2 separate regions of the Homo sapiens genome follow, and region 2 is linked to region 1. Evidence: read pairs that join two places in POLR2A ChIA-PET (ENCODE). Cell type or tissue: IMR-90. All regions are shown on one strand. Each heading gives the region's core, and the rest is flanking DNA. Links, peaks and the distances in the headings are about the cores only. Region 1 overlaps SIPA1L2 (signal induced proliferation associated 1 like 2). Region 2 overlaps PCNX2 (pecanex 2).

Region 1 (9,171 bases), core at 574-8,573:
TCTTCTTAAAGTCAAACACGTATCTAATATTAACCGACATCCCCTCCTTTAGAAAAGAATTAGCTGTGAAAAAAGAAAAAAAAAAAGTAACCTCTTTTCTAATAGTTTGTTTTCCACAATTTAATTTTGTCTCTCTAAAAGGTAATTTGGGATAATCACCCACATCGAACTAGCCATAAACCAGTTTGGATGTTGTTGAACTTGTATGGTGAGTCACATGACTAATTAAGATCATTAGGATGGTGTTAAAACAGTGATGTTTTATAGTTAGTTGTCAACTTTAATACAAAAGTATACAAAATCCAGAATCCGTTTTGTTCATCAAATTAACTATTACTTAATAAAATAAACGGTTGGACCTAATCACCAATGACAGATCAAAGATAAATTTTGAAATTTATCATTTGCTTACTTTCTGGGTAAAAGTTTAAAATGAATATGCTGAAATTGCTTCACAATTTCTTCTTCCATTTCCATCAACATACTTCTCTGTGAAAGGGTGTCTCTATTATGCATATTATTAAAACAAAACAGAGAAACCATTGAGATACACATTATCCCCTAAAATAGTGTTATCAATCCAAACCTGAGTAGATAAATTATCAAGCAAGAACGAAGCAAGCGGCTGGGCATAGTGGCTCACACCTGTAATCTCAGCATTTTGGGAGGCCGAGCTGGGCAGATCACAGGGTCAGGAGTTTGAGACCAGCCTGGCCAACATAGTGAAACCCTGTCTCTACTAAAAATACAAAAAATTAGCTGGGTGTGGTGGTGGGTGCCTGTAATCCCAGCTACCTGGGAGGCTGAGGCAGGAGAATCACTTGTACCTGGGAGGCGGAGCTTGCAGTGAGCCAAGATCGCACCACTGCACTCCAGCCCAGGCGACAGTGCGAGACTCCATCTCAAAAAAAAAAAAAAAAGAAAAAGAAAAAAGAAAAAAAAGGAAGCAAACTCAGTTATCAAATTAAAATCTTAAAATAATGATATGCATGATGTCTGTTCAAAATCTGTTATTAGCATTTAAAATGGAGACCCGATCTCTCACTTGTAACTTTAGTTATAATTGCAGAACAAAGTTATGAGAGTAACTGTGACTCACTTTATTCATCTCTGATATGCACATTTTCATGGAACAAATGTAATTCTTTAACAATGTTTTTCTTTTTTCCTATGTTTATTGTGATTATATTTAAAGAAATGGAAGTTTACGTCTGTTAAATCTAACAATAAAAATTGAGGTTTTAAAATGTTGTACTGTATATCTCTTCATGTTTTTTTAATAATGAATATTATTTATATTCTCAGAAGTACCAATCTGTGAGGGATTGGAAATTAAGGACACTTGAGTTCCTTCAGTTCTCTGCCACAGAGAAGGGCTGTGCTAGGTGATGTGGATGGGAACAAGTCACTGGTTGAGACCTGGACTCACTTGGAGAAACTGCCTCTGCTGATGGAAGGCCATGGTGAGGGCCCCACCAGCACTGGGCTGGACGCCAGGTTTCCAGGGCTAAAGCAAGACACAAAAACTCGGTGCTATGGAAGATGTAAAGAGGGAAATGTGCCTTACTTATTTATGTAGTGTCTAAAAATAAAATACATACAAAATTCTAAGAGATCTTGATAAACAGCAAAATATTTGTATGTTCGTCAGTTTGTCTCCAAGTCTTAAAAACTAGTAATCAGGCAAACAAGCAACCCCCTCCACATACACACATCAGCAATGACGAACTCAGGCACCTGGGCCTGACACTAGGCCGCCAGAAGAGCTCAGAGTTCAGCCTTTCTCAGTGTGGAGTGGCACCGTGTCATCTGTTCCCAAGTTGGAACTCATCAGAGGCCAGCACAGGCCTGACAGCAAGTGAAGGAGAATAAGGGTAATTAAATGGGGAGGAACACCTTAGTTCAGGTAGGGCTTTAACTCACATTTCTAAAATGAGCTTAAAAAAAGTAAAATAAAAACTCTATTTATACTAACAATAGGCCTGAAACCCAGAGGGCTACCAACGCTCTCTGACTGATATGGTTTGGCTCTGTGTCTCCATCCAAATCTCCTCTTGAATTGTACTCCCATAATTCCCAGGTGTTGTGGGAGGGACCCAGTGGGAGATAGTTTGAATCATGGGGCGGCTTCCCCCATCCTGTTCTTGTGGTAGTGAGTAAGTCTCACAAGATCTGATGGTTTTATCAGGGGTTCCGCTTTTGCATCTTCCTCATTTTCTCCTGCCTCTGCCATGTAAGAACTGCCTTTTGCCTCCCGCCATGATTCTGAGGCCTCCCCAGCCATGTGGAACTCCAGTTAAACCATTTTTTCTTCCCAGTCTCAAATATATCTTTATCAGCAGCGTGAAAATGGATTAATACAGTAAATTGGTACCAGTAGAGTGGGGCGTTGCTGAAAAGACACCTGAAAATGTGGGAGCGACTTTGCTGACTGTTACTTTAGTAGGTAACAGGCAGAAGTTGGAACAGTTTGGAGGGCTCAGAAGAGAGAAAAATGTGGGAAAGTTTGGAACTTGCCTGAGACTCGTTGAATGGCTTTGACCAAAAGCCTGATAGTGATATGAACAATAAGGTCCAGGCTGAAGCGATCTCAAAGGAAGATGAGGAACTTGGGAACTGGAGCAAAGGTGACTCCTGTTATGTTTCAGCAAAGAGACTAGTGGCATTTTACCCTTGCCCTAGAGATTTGTGGAACTTTGAACTTCAGACAGAGAATTTAGGGTATCCGGCAGAAGAAATTTCTAAGCAGCAAAGCATTCAAGAGGTGACTTAGGTGCTGTTAACGGCATTCAGTTTTATAAGGAAAGCAGATCATAAAAGTTCAAAAAATTTGCAGCCGGACAATGTGACAGAAAAGAAATCCTATTTTCTGAGGAGAAATCCAAGCCACCTGAAGAAATGTGCATAAATAATGAGGAGCCAACTGTTATCCCCAAGACAATGGGGAAAATGTCTCCAGGGCATATCAGAGGCCTTCCCAGCAGCCCCTCCCATCACAGGCCCAGAAACCTAGGAGAAAATGGTTTCATGGGCCAGGCCCAGGGTTCCTGTGCCGTGTGCAGCTTACAGACTTGGTGCCCTGTGTCCCTGTCACTCCAGCCGTGACTGAAAGGGGTCAGCGTTGAGCTGGGGCCCTGGCTTCGGAGGGGACAAGCCTCAAGCCTTGGCAGCTTCCACATGGTGTCGAGCTCACGAGTGCACAGAAGTCAAGAACTGAGGTTTGGGAACCTCAGCCTAGATTTCGCAGGATGTATGCAAATACCTGGATAACCAGGCAGAAGTTTGCTGTAGGGGCAGGCACTCATGGAGAAACTCTGCTAGGGCAGTGTAAAAGGGAAATGTGTGGTGGAGTCCCCACACAGAGTCCCTACTGGGGCACTGCCTAGTGGAGCTGTGAGAAGAGGGCCACTGTCCTCCAGACCCCAGAATGGTAGATCCACCAACAGCTTGCACCGTTCGCCTGGAAAAGCTGCAGACACTCAATGCCAGCCCATGAAAGCAGCTGGGAGGGAGGCTGTACCCTGCAAAGCCACAGAGGTGGAGCTGCCCAAGACCATGGGAACCCACCTCTTGCATCAGCATGACCTGGATGTGAGACCTGGAGTCAAAGGAGATCATTTTGGAGTTTTAACATTTGACTGCCCCGCTGAATTTCAGACTTGCATGGGCCCTGTAACCCCTTTGTTTTGGTCAGTTTCTCCCATTTGGAAGAGCTGTATTTACTCATACCTATATCCCCATTGTATCTAAGAAGTAATTGGCTTGCTTTTGATTTCACAGGCTCATAGGTGGAAGGAACTTGTATTGTCTCAGATGAGACTTTGGACTGTTAACTTTTGGGTTACTGCTGAAATGAGTAGACATTGGGGGACTGTTGGGAAGGCATGATTGGTTTTGAAACGTCAGGACATGAGATTTGGAGAGGCCAGAGGTGCAATGATATGGTTTAGTTCTGTGTCCTCACCCAAATCTTATCTTGAATTGTACTCCCATAATTCCTACACGTTGTGGGAGGGAGGGACCTGGTGGAAGATAGTTTGAATCATGGGGGCAGTTTCCCCCATACTGTTCTCGTGGTACTGAATAAGTCTCACGAGATCTGATGGTTTTCATCAAGTGTTTCCGCTTTTACATCTTCCTCATTTTCCCTTGCTGCTGCCATGTAAGAAATGCCTTTCACCTCCTGCCATGATTCTGAGGCCTCCGCAGCCATGTGAAACTGTAAGTCCAATTAAACCTCTTTTTCTTGCCAGTCTCGGGTATGTCTTTTATCAGCAGCACGAAAACAGACTAATACACTGACCTTCAGCTTATTCGTCACCTCTTCATTTTGAGTAGGTGGAAAAGTGAGCAGTACTTTTTCAATGGACTTCACAATGTCTCTACCCAGAAAGATGTAACTTAAAATATTAGTGTTTTCACAAGACCCTTTATACTGACTTTTTAGAAGGCATCCTGGTGGTAAAGCTGTACAAAGGCCCAGGCAAGAAGGAAAACACAAAGTTACAGGTGGTCTTTAGCAAACCACCCACTTTTATTATGGAGTCAAGGGAACCTTCTCCAGGTGTTAACAGCATTCTATACATTCTCTGAAGGTATCCAACACGGAACTGTCTTCCAGCAATTCTGGAAGTTACTAGGAATCTAAACACTTAGAAGAATAGAGCAAGGATTAAAAGCTGTGAACAAAATACAGATACCACCATAAAGACAAGATTAGAAGGATCCAGTTTTTAGAAGCTTCCAATTAAGTTAAAATTCAAGAACAAAATTTATGTGTGTGCGTGTGTGTGTATAATGCCAAAAATGTTGTAATGTAGGTCAAATTAGTTCATCTCAATTTAGGGAGCACAGAATATGACCTTTCAGGTGCTATGTGCTTTCTAACCCACAGAACACACCCAGTATCTGAGCAACAGGAAGCTAGGATGGGTTTGAACACAAAAATGTAAGAATCGCCCACAGGATTTGAAGCAGAGTCCAGCAAGTCTTTATTCCGAGTCCAACAATAACAGAACACTTAGCAGGAGGGCATTGTGCAGAAACCACTTATCTGAGGATTATTAGTATATTTGCAATTTCTTTGGCATCTCCTCCCACTCTTCCCACAAAGACATGAACTCTGAGAAACCTTCACCCTCCTGTAGAAGGCTTCCCTTTTTCCTCCAAAATCCCCAACCAACAGACTACACTAACTTACTGTCATGAAAAGCATAGGCTCACACTCCACACAGGGATTGCCAGATACTTCGTGTAACAGCGTAAGAAGAGAAAGATAAAGGGTTTTGGCTGATGGAATAACTCATTATTCCATCAGCCAAGGCCTGTGTAAATGTTTACCCATTAATGGAAAGTCAAAGCACACACATCTTAGAGGCATGTTAATGTAGGATTTCATCAGGCACCATAAATCAGCAGGCCAGTTTTCCTCACACACAAGTTTCGTACTTCAGTTCAGATAGAGTAGAAACACCATCCTCAGAATTTATATACATTTGATCTAACTGATTAAGTTCCACACTGCTCTTTTGTTCACTATAAACAAAAAGATGTAAAAAGAATTCCCAAACTGCCACAGCATGAATTGAAAACATACCATCTGCAGCTGCTTAGCCGCAGCTACTGCCCCCAAATCAAATGAAAGGCTCAAGAAATGCTCAGCTGTGTTCTTATTGCTCGGGAGGTTCCCGGAATCCTTCCATGATTAAGTTATTGGCAAAAATTAGCAATATATGCATAGCCCATCTATAATACACCTCGAGCAGACAGCAGCATTCAAAAGGAAAGGAATGCAACTTTCGAATTATCAAAATGCCATGATGCTCCTGTTAAAAACCATTTAGCCTTTCCATCTTACAAAAATTTGAAATGTCATTTATTTTAACCAAGAGTTTTCTGCCTCTTTTTCTAATTTGATAGTGGAAAGTGACAAATGCATCCTTATCACTAAGTTTTCATTCTTTTGCATGTCTTCATTCAAGAACATGAACACTCCAATCTCTAGGAGAAAATTCCAGTCCAAAGCTGGATATAATCCCTTAACTTAGAGCAAACAAGTGTAAGCCTCTACTCTCAAAACATTCTGAGAGGAATAAGCTCATGTTCATAGTACACTGTGGATGTTATGAGGTGACCCTCTGGAAAGAATATTTATGTCTGGTATCATCAGAATTACTGCTACACATCCTTGGAAACCACAAGATAACTCTAGAGACACAAAACTCAAGAGCCCAAGAATGGTGGCCACACTCCATCTCCTGCCCCTGACACCATGGTGCACTGACCACAGCACTTGCTGCCCTTGAGCTTGGACACAGGCTCGGAATCTACTCCACACGGTCTCCAAAGTGGCCACTAAAATCGATCAGAATCGTCACTTCAAGAGTTTTTCAAGGTGCTAGCCAGCAGTCTGCTGAAGGTCCTTTCAGGCTAAAGCAGCACAACGTGAGCTCATTAGAGAAGGAGAAAATCACACACACAACTGCTTCCTTACTATTTGCCCCGACCCCATCCCAGCTCCTCAGAGTATGAGATGGCCCCTGGACTCCAGTGGAACTTCCTCTGAATCACAGGAAAGCCAGAGGGCCCTGCAGTCATTCGAAAGGTTTTTGCTCCCAAGAAACCCTCTGGCTCCTGAATAAGTGATTACCATTATTCCATTCATCAAGTGTCTCTTAAGCCTTCTATTATGAGTCTGAATTTTAAACAGGGACTAGGTCTTTTATTACATCCCCTGATCCATGTCTCCAGTAACATTTCTTTCGAAGTTATAGAATCTGTCAACAATCTAATTATTAGACTTTACCCTCCCTTCCTCCACCCAGAACTAAACTACTTCCAATGAGGGGGGGCAGGGAGGACTCTATCTTGAGAAATATTATTAGAAAATCTACTGTATTTCCAGAATAAGAGCACCACAAGGGCAACACCCTGTCTGCCTTACTCACCACCATAACCTGAGTCCCTAGAACTGTGTCTGGTAAAAAAAGAACATGTAATAAATAGCTGACGAATGAATACATCTGAGCACCAGCTATACGATAGGCAGCTTTTCTCGATAAATCCTCTCCATAATACTATGACACAGACTGAATTTTTTGCACTTACAGGTTCAGAAATGGGGACTTTTAGAGAGGAAGCCGCTGACTGACATACAGGCCCCATAGCCATGGAGATGGCCCCTCAGTCTTAGCCCATGTCTGATCTATCCAAAATGTGTTCTGCATCTTGGGAGTACAGTATAGCAAAAAGAGCTCAAGATCACAAGGACTTTTATCCTACAGTAGAGAGGAATACTAACTAGGGAAGCCCCCAACACAAGAGTTCTAACATCCAGCATCACACAAAGCATCATAAAACCCGCTGGGCAAAGCAGAACCAAACAATTGGCAATGCTAATTCCACAAGACTAGAACAGAAGCCCAGGGATAACCAGCTACACGACATTCCCTAGCATCCCCTGAAATTAGGTCAGGTCATAGTAAGAGCTCCAGAAGAATGAGAGTGGAAGGGATGGAGGAGACCCTTCTGGGCCAGCCCTTTAGGTGATGCACACCTGGGTGCCCCTTCCACCTCAACAAGCCTCAGCGCAGACCACTCAGGGCAATGCAGTGAGGCTGGGCCCTATGGTGGCAGACACAGATGGAAGGAACCTGAATCCACACGTGTCAGGTGGAGGAGAGCAGCCTACCTGTCCGGACTTTGGGCTGTCACCCTAGAAAGAAATCAGCTTTTCCACTGCCAGAGCATTTTGTAGTGTCTCTTAGAGCAGGCAGAGCTACCTTAACCAATACAGCCCTAAGGAAAAGTCTTCCCACCTTGATGGCACATTCCACATGCAAAACCACCATTAACCCGGTACAGCTGATGAAAACGTTTTAGTACTTTCATTTATGTTTGGAGAGGTTTAGCAACTCAGAACTTCAGTAGTAGAAGAAATAGAAAAGCGGGTGGTTAACTAAGTCTAGAATTTTATTTTTAGGTCAACTAGGTTTTCATTTTGCCAGCCAGTTCTCTTCAGCATAAGTGATTGAAAATCTGTATTTTTTCAGGGCTAATTGATTAGTCTCCTTCACATATTATCATAAAACTGAACTCAGGAAATTTTTTTAGTTTTAATAATTGTTGCATTTGAAATAATTGGAAATAATTTGAATTAATTAGAAATAATTCCTCAGTTTTGCAAAGATAAACAGATTTATTTCCATTCACCTAAAATTTTCTAAGTATCAGATACAAATAAACCAGTAATATGTCAGGATCCATCTCTTCAGAAGCAAAGTTGCTCAGCTCAATGCTGTGAGCTGGCCTGAGCCAGGCCCGCAGCAAGTGTCAGCCAACTAACAAAAGAAGCACCTCATCTCCAGAATGAATGGGTGGGATGTAAGATGAGACCCAGTGGGGAAACTGCCAAATCAGATAGGAAAATCACACCCCTGTAAGGAAAAGGGAAGTTGAGATGTGACTGAAGATAAATACATAAATATCTGACAGAAATTGCTCCTAAAATCATCTGACAAATGGATATGACCTCTGAAAAGGTCATGTGATCAAGATGAAGGCAAAGAAAACCCAGTGTGGTCATATAAAGTATACAACAAAGTAAAAATAAATAAATTATGCTGAATTTTGAAAGCAGCTTTATACACAAGAGTGCATACTGCATGATTCCATTTACATCACATGCAAGAACATGCAAAACTTATCAATGGCCCTAAAAAAAAAAGGAACAAAGGTTGCCTCAGATAAAGGTGGGAAACAAAAAGAGTAAGTTGACCGGGCAGGGACATCAGAGAACTTTCAGAAGTGGGAGAAACATTTCACATCCTAATAGAAGTATGGGCCATATGGGTGTATGCATTTATCAAAACTCCCAGAATGATACACTTAAGATTTGTGCATTTCACTCTATACCTTTTACTTCAAAAAATGTAAAACTTTTTAACTCGTTTACAATATACATGCCGAAGTGTTTAGTGATAAAAGTGTAAAAAGTGTGCAACTTACTCTGAAATGCATCCAAAAAATAAAATGGATTGATGGATGGGTAGAAGACGGAGAGACATCTATAAAGCAAATAAAGCCAGACCTAACAACTGTGGGATCCAGGAGGTGGGTACAGAGGTGTCCACTACACCACACAATATTTTCAGCTTTTCTGTAAGATTGCAA
Region 2 (9,171 bases), core at 880-8,879, 440 kb after region 1:
GCGGATCACTTGAGGTCAGGAGTTCGAGACCAGCCTGGCCAACATGGTGAAACCCCATCTCTACTAAAAATATAAAAAATAGCTGAGTGTGGTGGCACACACCTATAAACCCAGCTACTTGGGAGGCTGAGGCAGGAGAATCACTTGAGCCTGGGAGGCAGATGTTGCAGTGAGCCAAGATTGTGCCACTGCACTCAGCCTGGCCAACAGAGTGAGACTCTGTCTTATAAACAAATAAAAACAGAGACACAACATACCAAAATTTCTGGGATGTGGTAAAAGAAGTGTTAACAGAAAAGTTCATAGTGCTAAATGCCTACCTCTAAAAGTTAGAAATATCTCAATTTAATGATGTAACATCACACCTAAAGGAACTAGAAAAACAATAACAATCTAACCCCAAAGCTAGCAGAAGAAAGAACTGAAATCAGAGCAGAACTGAACAAAATTGAGACCCCAAAATCCATACAAAGAGTCAACAAAACCAAAAGTTGATTTGAAAGGATAAAGAAGATTGATAGACCACTAACTAGAATAACAAAGAAAAAGAGAGATGATCCAAATAAGCACAATCAATCAAAAATGACAAAGATGACATTACAATTGATCCTAAAAGAATACAAAAGATCTTCAGAGACTATTATGAATATCTCTATGCATACAAACTAGAATATCTAGATGAAATGGCTAAACTCCTGGAAACACACACTCTTCCAAGATTGAATCAGGAAGAAATTAAAACCCTAAACAGACCAATATTGAGTTCTGAAATTGAATATGTAATAAAAAACTTACCAGAGGGATTCACAACTGAATTCTATCAGACATAAGAAGAAGAGCTAGTACCAATTCTACTGAAACTATACCAAAAAACTGAGGAGGAGGGACTCCTCCCTAATGCATTCTATGAAGCTAGCATCACCCTGATACCAAAATCTGGCAGAAACACAACAAAAAAAGAAAATGACAGGCCAATATCCCTGATGAATATAGATACAAAAATCTTCAGCAAACTACTAGTAAACCAAATTAGGCAGCACATCAGAGTTAATTCACTATGATCAAGTCAGCTTCATTCCTAGGATGCAAGGTTGGGTCAACATATACAAGTCAATATATGTGATTCATCACATAAACAGAATTAAAAACAAAAACCACATGATCATATCACTAGACATGAAAAAAACCTTTCAATAAAATTCAACATCCTTTCATGGTAAAGACCCTCAAGAAATGAAGGATAGAAAGAATACACCTCAAAATAATAAGACTCATCTATGACAAACAAATGGCTGGAAGAATTCCCCTTGAAACCAGAACAAGACAAGGATGCCCACTCTTATCACTCCTATTCAACATAGTACTGGAAGTCCTAGCCAGAGCAGCCAATCCAGAGAAATAAATAAAAGACATCCAAATAGAAAAAGAAGTCAAAATATCTCTCTTCACTGATCATATGATTGTATAGTCAGAGAACCCTTAAAGACTCTGCCAAAAGCCTTCCGGAATTGATAAAATAACTTCAGGAAAGTTTCAGGATACAAAATCAATGTACAAAACTTAGTAGCATTCCTACACACTAGTAACATTCAAGCTGAGAGCCAAATAAAAAACACAATCTCATTTACAATAGACACACACACACACACACACACACAAATACCTAAGAATACATCTAACCAAAAAGGTAAAAGATCTCTACAAAGAGAACTACAAAAACACTGTTGAAAAATATTATGGATGACACAAACAAATGGGAAAACATTCCTTGCTCATGGATTGGAAGAATCAACATAGGAGTTGAACAATGGGAACACATGGACACAGGGAGGGGAACATCACACACTGGGGCCTGTCATGGGGTGGGGGTCTAGGGGAGGGATAGCATTAGGAGAAATACCTAATGTAGATGATGGGTTGATGGGTGCAGCAAACCATCATGGCACGTGTATATCTATGTAACAAACCTGCATGTTCTGCACATGTATCCCAGAAATTAAAGTATAATAAAAAAAATGACCATACTGCCCAAAGCAGTCTATAGACTCTATTCCCATCAAACTACCAATGTCATTTTTCACAGAGCTAGAAAAAAACTATTCTAAAATCCATACTGAATAAAAAAAAAAAGCCCAAGTAGCAAAAGCAATCCTAAACAAAAGGAACAAATCCAGAGGCATCAATTACCCAACTTCAAACTATACTCTAAGCCTATAGTAACCAAAACAGCATGGTAGTGGTACAAAAACAGACACATAGACCAATGGAACAGAATAGCAAACCCGGAAATAAAAAGTCACACACCTATAGCCATCTGATCTTTGACAAAGTCAACAAAAATAAGCAATGGGGAAAGGGCTCCCTATTCAATAAATGGTGCTGGGATAGCTGGCTAGCCATGTGCAGAAGAATGAAACAGGACCCCTACCTTTCACCATATACAAAAATTAACCCAAGATTGATTAAAGATTTAAATGTAAGACCTCAAACTATAGGAGGAAAACCTAGAAAACATTATTCTGGACATGGGCCTTAGGAAAGAATTTATGACTAAGTCTTCAAAAGCAATTGCAAAAAAACAAAAATGGGCAAATGAGACCTAATTAAACTAAAGAGCTTCTGCACAGCAAAAGAAACTATCAATAGAATAAAAGACAACCTACAGAATGGGAGATAATATTCCCAAACTATGTAACTGACAAAGGTCTAATATCCAGAATGTATAAGGGAATTAAACAATCAAACAAGCAAAAAATAAATAACCCCATTAAAAAATGGGTAAAAGATATGAAGAGATACTTCTCAAAAGAAGACATACAAGTGGCCAACTAACACATGAAAAAAATGCTCAACATCACTAATCATCAGAGAAATGAAAATCAAAACCACAATGAGATACCACCTCACATGAATCAGAATAGCTATTATTAAAAAGTAAACAAAAAACACAAAACACAAAACAATAGATGCTGGTGAGGCTGCAGAGAAAAGGGAACATTTATACACTGTTGATGGGAATGTAAATTAGTCTAGCCACTGTGGAAAGCAGTTTGGAGATTTCTCAAAGCACTTTAAATCAGAACTACCTTTCAACTCAGCAATCCCATTACCGGGTATATATACTCAAATAAAATAAATCGTTATACCAAACAGACACATGCACTCATATGTTCACTGCAGCACTATTCACAATAGCAATGACATGGAATCAACCTAGGTGCCCATCAACAGTAGACTGGATAAAGAAAATGGGGGTACATATACACCATGGAATACTATGCAGCCATAAAGAAAAATAAAATCATGTCCTTTGCAGCAACGTAGATGCAGTTGGATGCCATTATCCTAAGCAAATTAATGCAGGAATAGAAAACCAAATACCAGATGTTCTCACTTATAAAAGGGAGCTAAACGTTTGGTACTAATGGACATACAGAAGGCAACAATAGACACTGGGGACTGGTAGACATTGCAGGTAGAAAAGGGGACAAAGGTTGAAAAACTGTTGAGTCCTATGAGCAGTACCTCAGTGATGGGACCAATCATACCTCATATCTCAGCATCACACAATATATCCATGTAACAAACCTGCATATGTACCCCCAAATCTAAAATGAAAATTGAAATTATATTTAAAAAGGAATATACTAAAATAAAAGAACTTTTAAGAAAAGCTCTCAAAAGAGCTGAGATTCAGAAATTCAGAGAGCAGGACAGTTCTATTGTATTATTGCACTGAAGACACTTATTTCCACCATCTCTCGTGACATTTTCTGGCATCTGTGCTAAATGTAGGGGAATTATCCCTTCTGTGATTACTCTATAGAGTTTTATCACTAGTTCCCTGTTCAATAACCTTCTCCAAACTAAGCCCCCTAAATTAGATTCTTAAAATTCAGAAAAGTGCACGGAATGCACACCTAAAACACAGAACCTACCACTCTAGAAAAAAAATATTTCGTAAACATTTATTTAGGAATGTGAAAAGGCATGGATATTCACAAAACTAATGCTAGAGATTCTCATCCAAAGAACCGAGATAACTGATCATCTTTAGATAATGGTGTTCAATCTGGGAAAACATGACAACTTGTTTTTGGCTAAAAGATGTCCTTTTGTCACAGTGAGGGTTTGAACAGGTATGAATTGGCTCCTGCTCACCTTTCTAGCATTACCTATAACCACTTCCAAACTACCTGCTGAGAACTACATCGGATGACTTGGTGCTTCTTTGTCATCACATCTGCTGCTCCTTAGCAGGTAAGGCCCTTCCTCTTTCTCCTCCATTGAGCTGACCCAGACTCCAACCTGACACCAGTGCCTCTCCTCTGGTCCTTAACCTGGCCCTTGCAGGACACTGTCATAACATTCATTTCATGCGATACTCATTTCACATGAGCTCCTTCCATACCTGTCTTCTCTGTGAGGCTCCCAGCATCTTAAGGTGGGGGCTTCATTTCTGTATTCTTGGTACCTACACTAGTGCATGACATGTAATCAGTGCTAAATAAATGTCTCCTGAATAACTAAGAGACTGTATGTACTAGCTACTTGCATATTCACCTGAATGCCTCCACCACCAGACCAAAAAGTCCTTCCAGGCTTCCCTGTTTTAGTAAACACACCTCTGCCCATGCAGACACTCGATCTAGAAACTTGGGGGGCACACAGAGCCTCCCCTCTTACTCACCCCTAACAGCTAGCCCTTCTGATTCCACCTCCCAGTCTCTGGGCACTTCCCTGTCTCTGCCATCATCTGCTTGGGTGTCCACAATGCAGTCCTAAATGGTTTCCCTGCTTCTACTTTTGTCTTCCCCCAGTATATTCTCCACACAGCCACCAGACCAATCTCTTAAAGTGTAGAGAGGGTCAACCATTCCCTCCTCCAGAGTCCCTACATGGTTCCCCATAACATAGAGAATAACATATAGTCCCTGACACTGGCGGGGAGATCTCACATTACTGGGCTTCCAGCTGCCTCATGTCAAGTTGCCGCAAGCGCTGGTCAGCCCTAGTCACTTGAGTCCTCCCAGATGCCAGGAGTGCTCTGAGATGCCGCCTGACTCATGCACTTAGCAGGTATCAGTCCCTGCACTGGGGACATTCTTCCTCCTGCTCTCCTCTCCAGGCCCTCCTCGACCATCCCATTGAATGTGGCACCTCCTCACCCTCATCCTCTGCAGTGACTTTGGGTTCCAGAACCCTATTTACTTCTTTCATAGCACCTGCTCCAAGCTATAATAAGTTTGTCTGTTTACTTGTTTACTTTAGGTGTCTCTCACTGGGGGTAAGCTTCATGGTGATAAGACTCTTTTATGTCACGTGTCCATTGCATCTCCAGTATTGAAACACTGCCTGATACAGAGGAGATGTTCAGAAAACATGCAATGAGTAAAGGAATAAACAACATAGGAGAAGGCAACAGGTACATCACTTATGCCACTTTCTGCATCCCGCATAACTCCAGCTCCTCATTTGCGGGAAAACTGGAGTTATACTTTCAAGATTCAGGCAGACTCAATAACCATAAAGCAATGAGGATTCATGAAGTGCCTTCTACATGATCTCATTTAAACCACACAGCAACATTATAAGGCAGCCATTCTCATTATTATTATTTTGCAGATAGGAAAGAAAAGCTCTAAGACCTTAAATGATTTGCACGCAACAGATCCCAACACCTGTGACCCACAGAACAAGGTCGGGCTGACTCCATTTGGAACCCCAAATGATGTTCCCCACAACCTCCTGTGGCTTCTGAGTTTTTCCCAGAAGGATTAAAATCAATATCCTGATTTGCTAATAAAACCAATGTCCTGGTTTGCTAATCCACAAGTTTACATGCCATTCTATGTTTTATGTTTTTATTCCTTCAGATGACTGTAGTTTATTTATATCAAGGTAGTGGTGGCAAGCTCACTTTCAGTAGGAAGACATTAAGTTTTTCCTGTTTAACAGTGACTTCTTCCTAAAGTTTTGCTTGATAATTAACTCAAGCAACCAACTTTCAACAGTTTCTACAATGAAGAAATTCTTACCTCGGAATTCCAGTCCTCGAAGTTGAAAGGTGACAAGACCATTTCCAATTTCAATCAGGTGAACAAAGGCATTGAGGTCATCTGAAGCCAAAATAAAGCAATCGCCAGAGCTGTAGTTGCCCCAACGTCCAAGAACTAAGTCTCCACAGAGGGACTCCTGGAGGGTCCTTGTCAAGTGTTCATAAAAAATGGAATTGAGATTGTTGTCATCATTCCCTAAAGGCAGACAAGAAATATGATCAGTGAATGCCTACTCCTTGCTGTGTATCCAGACCTAGGAAACAGTGAGTTGTCATCTGATTAAGGGTAAAATCAGACTCTTTATATACATAAAAGAGGAAAGATGTGTTCTTCCCACATTTTAGTGGATTATATGAGACCCTCCAATTTTTTCCCTCAATATTCTCTCTGTGTAATTTATAGGCCATAAGCAGCATCGATTTATATATATGTGCTATAATATATAATACAAACAATCATTGCTAGTATTATTTGTTAAATACAAATAAATATTTGACATATTATATAACATATAAGTTATTATACTATATATAAATGGATACCATTTGTTCTTAAACTATATATAAATTAAAAATTCAGGTTTATTGAAGAATAATTTGTGTAGGGTAAAATTCATCCATTTTAGTGTACTATTCTATGAGTCTTGAAAAATGCACATAGTCATATAACCAGCGCTTAGAATAATGCATTCATCTGTTGTATATATGAGTGTGTTCTGTTTCACCTTTGAGTAGTATCCCTCTGTATGCATGTGCTACAGTTTGTTTATCCATTCAGCTGCTGAAGGACACTTGGGTTGTTTCCAGTTTTGGTGATTATGGGTAAAACCACTACCAAGAGTCATGAACAGGAGTTTGTGTGAATATGACTCTCCCCATTTCTCTTGAGTAAATGCTTAGGAGCAGGACTGCTGTTCTCCAAAGTGGCTGTACCCTATTTGCATTTCCCCAGCAGTGATTGAGAGCTCTAATTCTGCATCCTTGCCAGGACTTGGAATTGTCCACTGTTGCTTGTTTGTTTAACTTTGGCCATTTTAATTGGGTGGATAATGACATCCAAGGAAGGGTGAAGGAGGAAGCAGCAAAGAAGATGGAATGATGGAATACCTTGCTTCCCGGTGGACAGCCAGGGGTGCGTGTTGAGTGGGGGTGAAATTAGGAGTGCGTAGTGCATTTCCTATATCCTCCCTGCTGAGCCCTGACTCTTTTCCCTCCTTTCATGGGATCTCTCAAGATGAGGGATATAAGATTTTTTAAAGAGAAGATTGGATAACATGGGAAGTCTTCCTGGTCTGTGGTCCTGTGGGTGGAGTAAGCATTGGGAGAAGCCTAGGCAAAATGTTCACGTTCATGACTTTTATTCTAGGAGTAGCTTTTCTTTGGGAGAGGAAATTATGGCTCTGGAAAGCCATAGGCATAGTTGTCCTAAACAGGAAACGCCTAAAGCAAAACTCAATGCTCCCTCCTGGATCGTCTATTTGAGTGGAGACAGACATTCGGGGAGGACAGGGATGAAGACTGCAGATCTGACCGAAGCATCCCTGCTTTGTATCCATGGGAACTGGGGCAAAATCAGGGTGCGGAAGGCAGGGAGTGGTACAAGAAGGTGAAGATGCCCCAAGTGCGCTTACATAAGGAAGATCACCAATCCACCTCTAAGAAATCTACAGAATAACACTATCAAATTATGAGTATCTTTGCTGGCCACTCATGACAGTTGAAAGCTGAATCAAAACTAGAGCATTTATAACTTAATTATGATTAATGGAAAGAAACTGTTCTGTGGGCTGACTCATGCCATGTAGTCTAATAATGTATCAGTATGCTTAATCTTCTATGCAGATGAAGCCTCCTTGACCTGCACTGTATTCATTTTCTCTAATGAAGCAGCACGCATCCTGAGACACTAATTAAAGACACCTTTCAGTCTCTGGCACTTTGAAAGGAAAGGCCTGAATGAGAGAATTAGCCTTTGCTTAATTGTTGAAACTGTTCAATATTTAAATAAAACAAAACAATTGAAATCACTAAAAGTAGAGATTCAACTCAGGGCATCTTTTTAGAACACATTGACCACACATTTGCATAATTAGATTAAAATGAGACAGCAACTATGATTAACTAACAGCACAATGTGCTTGGGAAACTGTCCCTCTGCCTTGTATCAATAGCCTTGTAACATCACAGTCCCACAGCTGCACCTCAGAGATATCAGTACCTCTCCTCCCTCATTGTACTGACATAAAGTTCAACAAAAAATAAGCTTCTCTCTCCAGGTATCTCAAATTTCGAATTTTGATTTCGAATTAATCATGTAGATGCAATTCAAATATAGATAATGAGCACGATACAATTGTTCCTAGACAGATTTTGGGTCACAAAGAAGGGAGTGAGGAGGACAAAAATAGAGAACAGTTAAAATTTGCATTCTAATATGAGGAAAGAAGAAATAGAATGGTTAAAAAAGGAGATTGATTATGGAAAGAAAAAAGTAAAATAATTTTCTAGCAGGTACATCCTTTCATAGCTTAATGTTGACCAAAGTTTCTGAAACCTTCTAGATCCTGGATCATGGAATGCTTTACCTTTAAGGATATTATCATGCTGATGTTTTTCCAAAGAATTTTTTTTTCCTAAAAGACGAATCTCAAGGTTTATAGTCTGTGTTTGAGGTTTACTGCACACGAACTAAAATGTCTTGATTAACAGGGGTATGCAATACTGAGCAAGGTCCTAATCAATTCTAAATAGCGGAGCAATGCATTGTCAAACCAAATCAGGTTGCTTGATCACTCTACCTGCACAGTTTTATTCCACATTCAGCAGATTAACTAAGATGTGCATTGTCTCCACAATGAGTACAGAGTGAGTATTTAATTCTTCCTTTTGAGAATCCATCCATACAACAATAAATAGTTGAAAAAGAGAGAAGAGATCTTCTTACCTGGATCTCTTTCAATTTGGACTGCCAGTCTTGTGTTGGAATTATCCACTCGCCTTGTACTAGAAGAGGCCACAAAAGGGTAAAAGGTCATGATTAGATCCCCCCAAGCAGAAGAGTTGGTTTATAGAACCAGCTGCATGAGTGGAAAATGCAAAGGTGACAGATCTCA

What was found. ChIA-PET counts read pairs that join two places held together with the same protein. Peaks named below come from ENCODE experiments on the same cell type or tissue, not always from the same donor. Only the 100,000 strongest peaks of a DNase experiment are listed, where the experiment ranks them.
Region 2: POLR2A ChIA-PET joins it to region 1 with 5 read pairs; 3 of 35 experiments call an interaction of 5 or more read pairs at or near these places.

What each region holds. Positions count from the first base shown.
Region 1 is chr1:232,608,926-232,618,096 of GRCh38, forward strand. The region is part of intron 1 of SIPA1L2 (signal induced proliferation associated 1 like 2); the gene reads right to left. Among named protein-coding and RNA genes, the nearest start is that of SIPA1L2, 17 kb to the right of the region's middle. In IMR-90, for the core only: no CTCF peak of the experiment used is centred there; a DNase peak (open chromatin) is centred at 5,176; H3K27ac peaks cover 1,134 bases.
Region 2 is chr1:233,048,230-233,057,400 of GRCh38, forward strand. PCNX2 (pecanex 2) reads right to left here. Exons shown (of 34, transcript NM_014801.4): 24 at 9,003-9,061; 25 at 6,039-6,254. Among named protein-coding and RNA genes, the nearest start is that of NTPCR, 100 kb to the left of the region's middle. In IMR-90, for the core only: no CTCF peak of the experiment used is centred there; no DNase peak of the experiment used is centred there.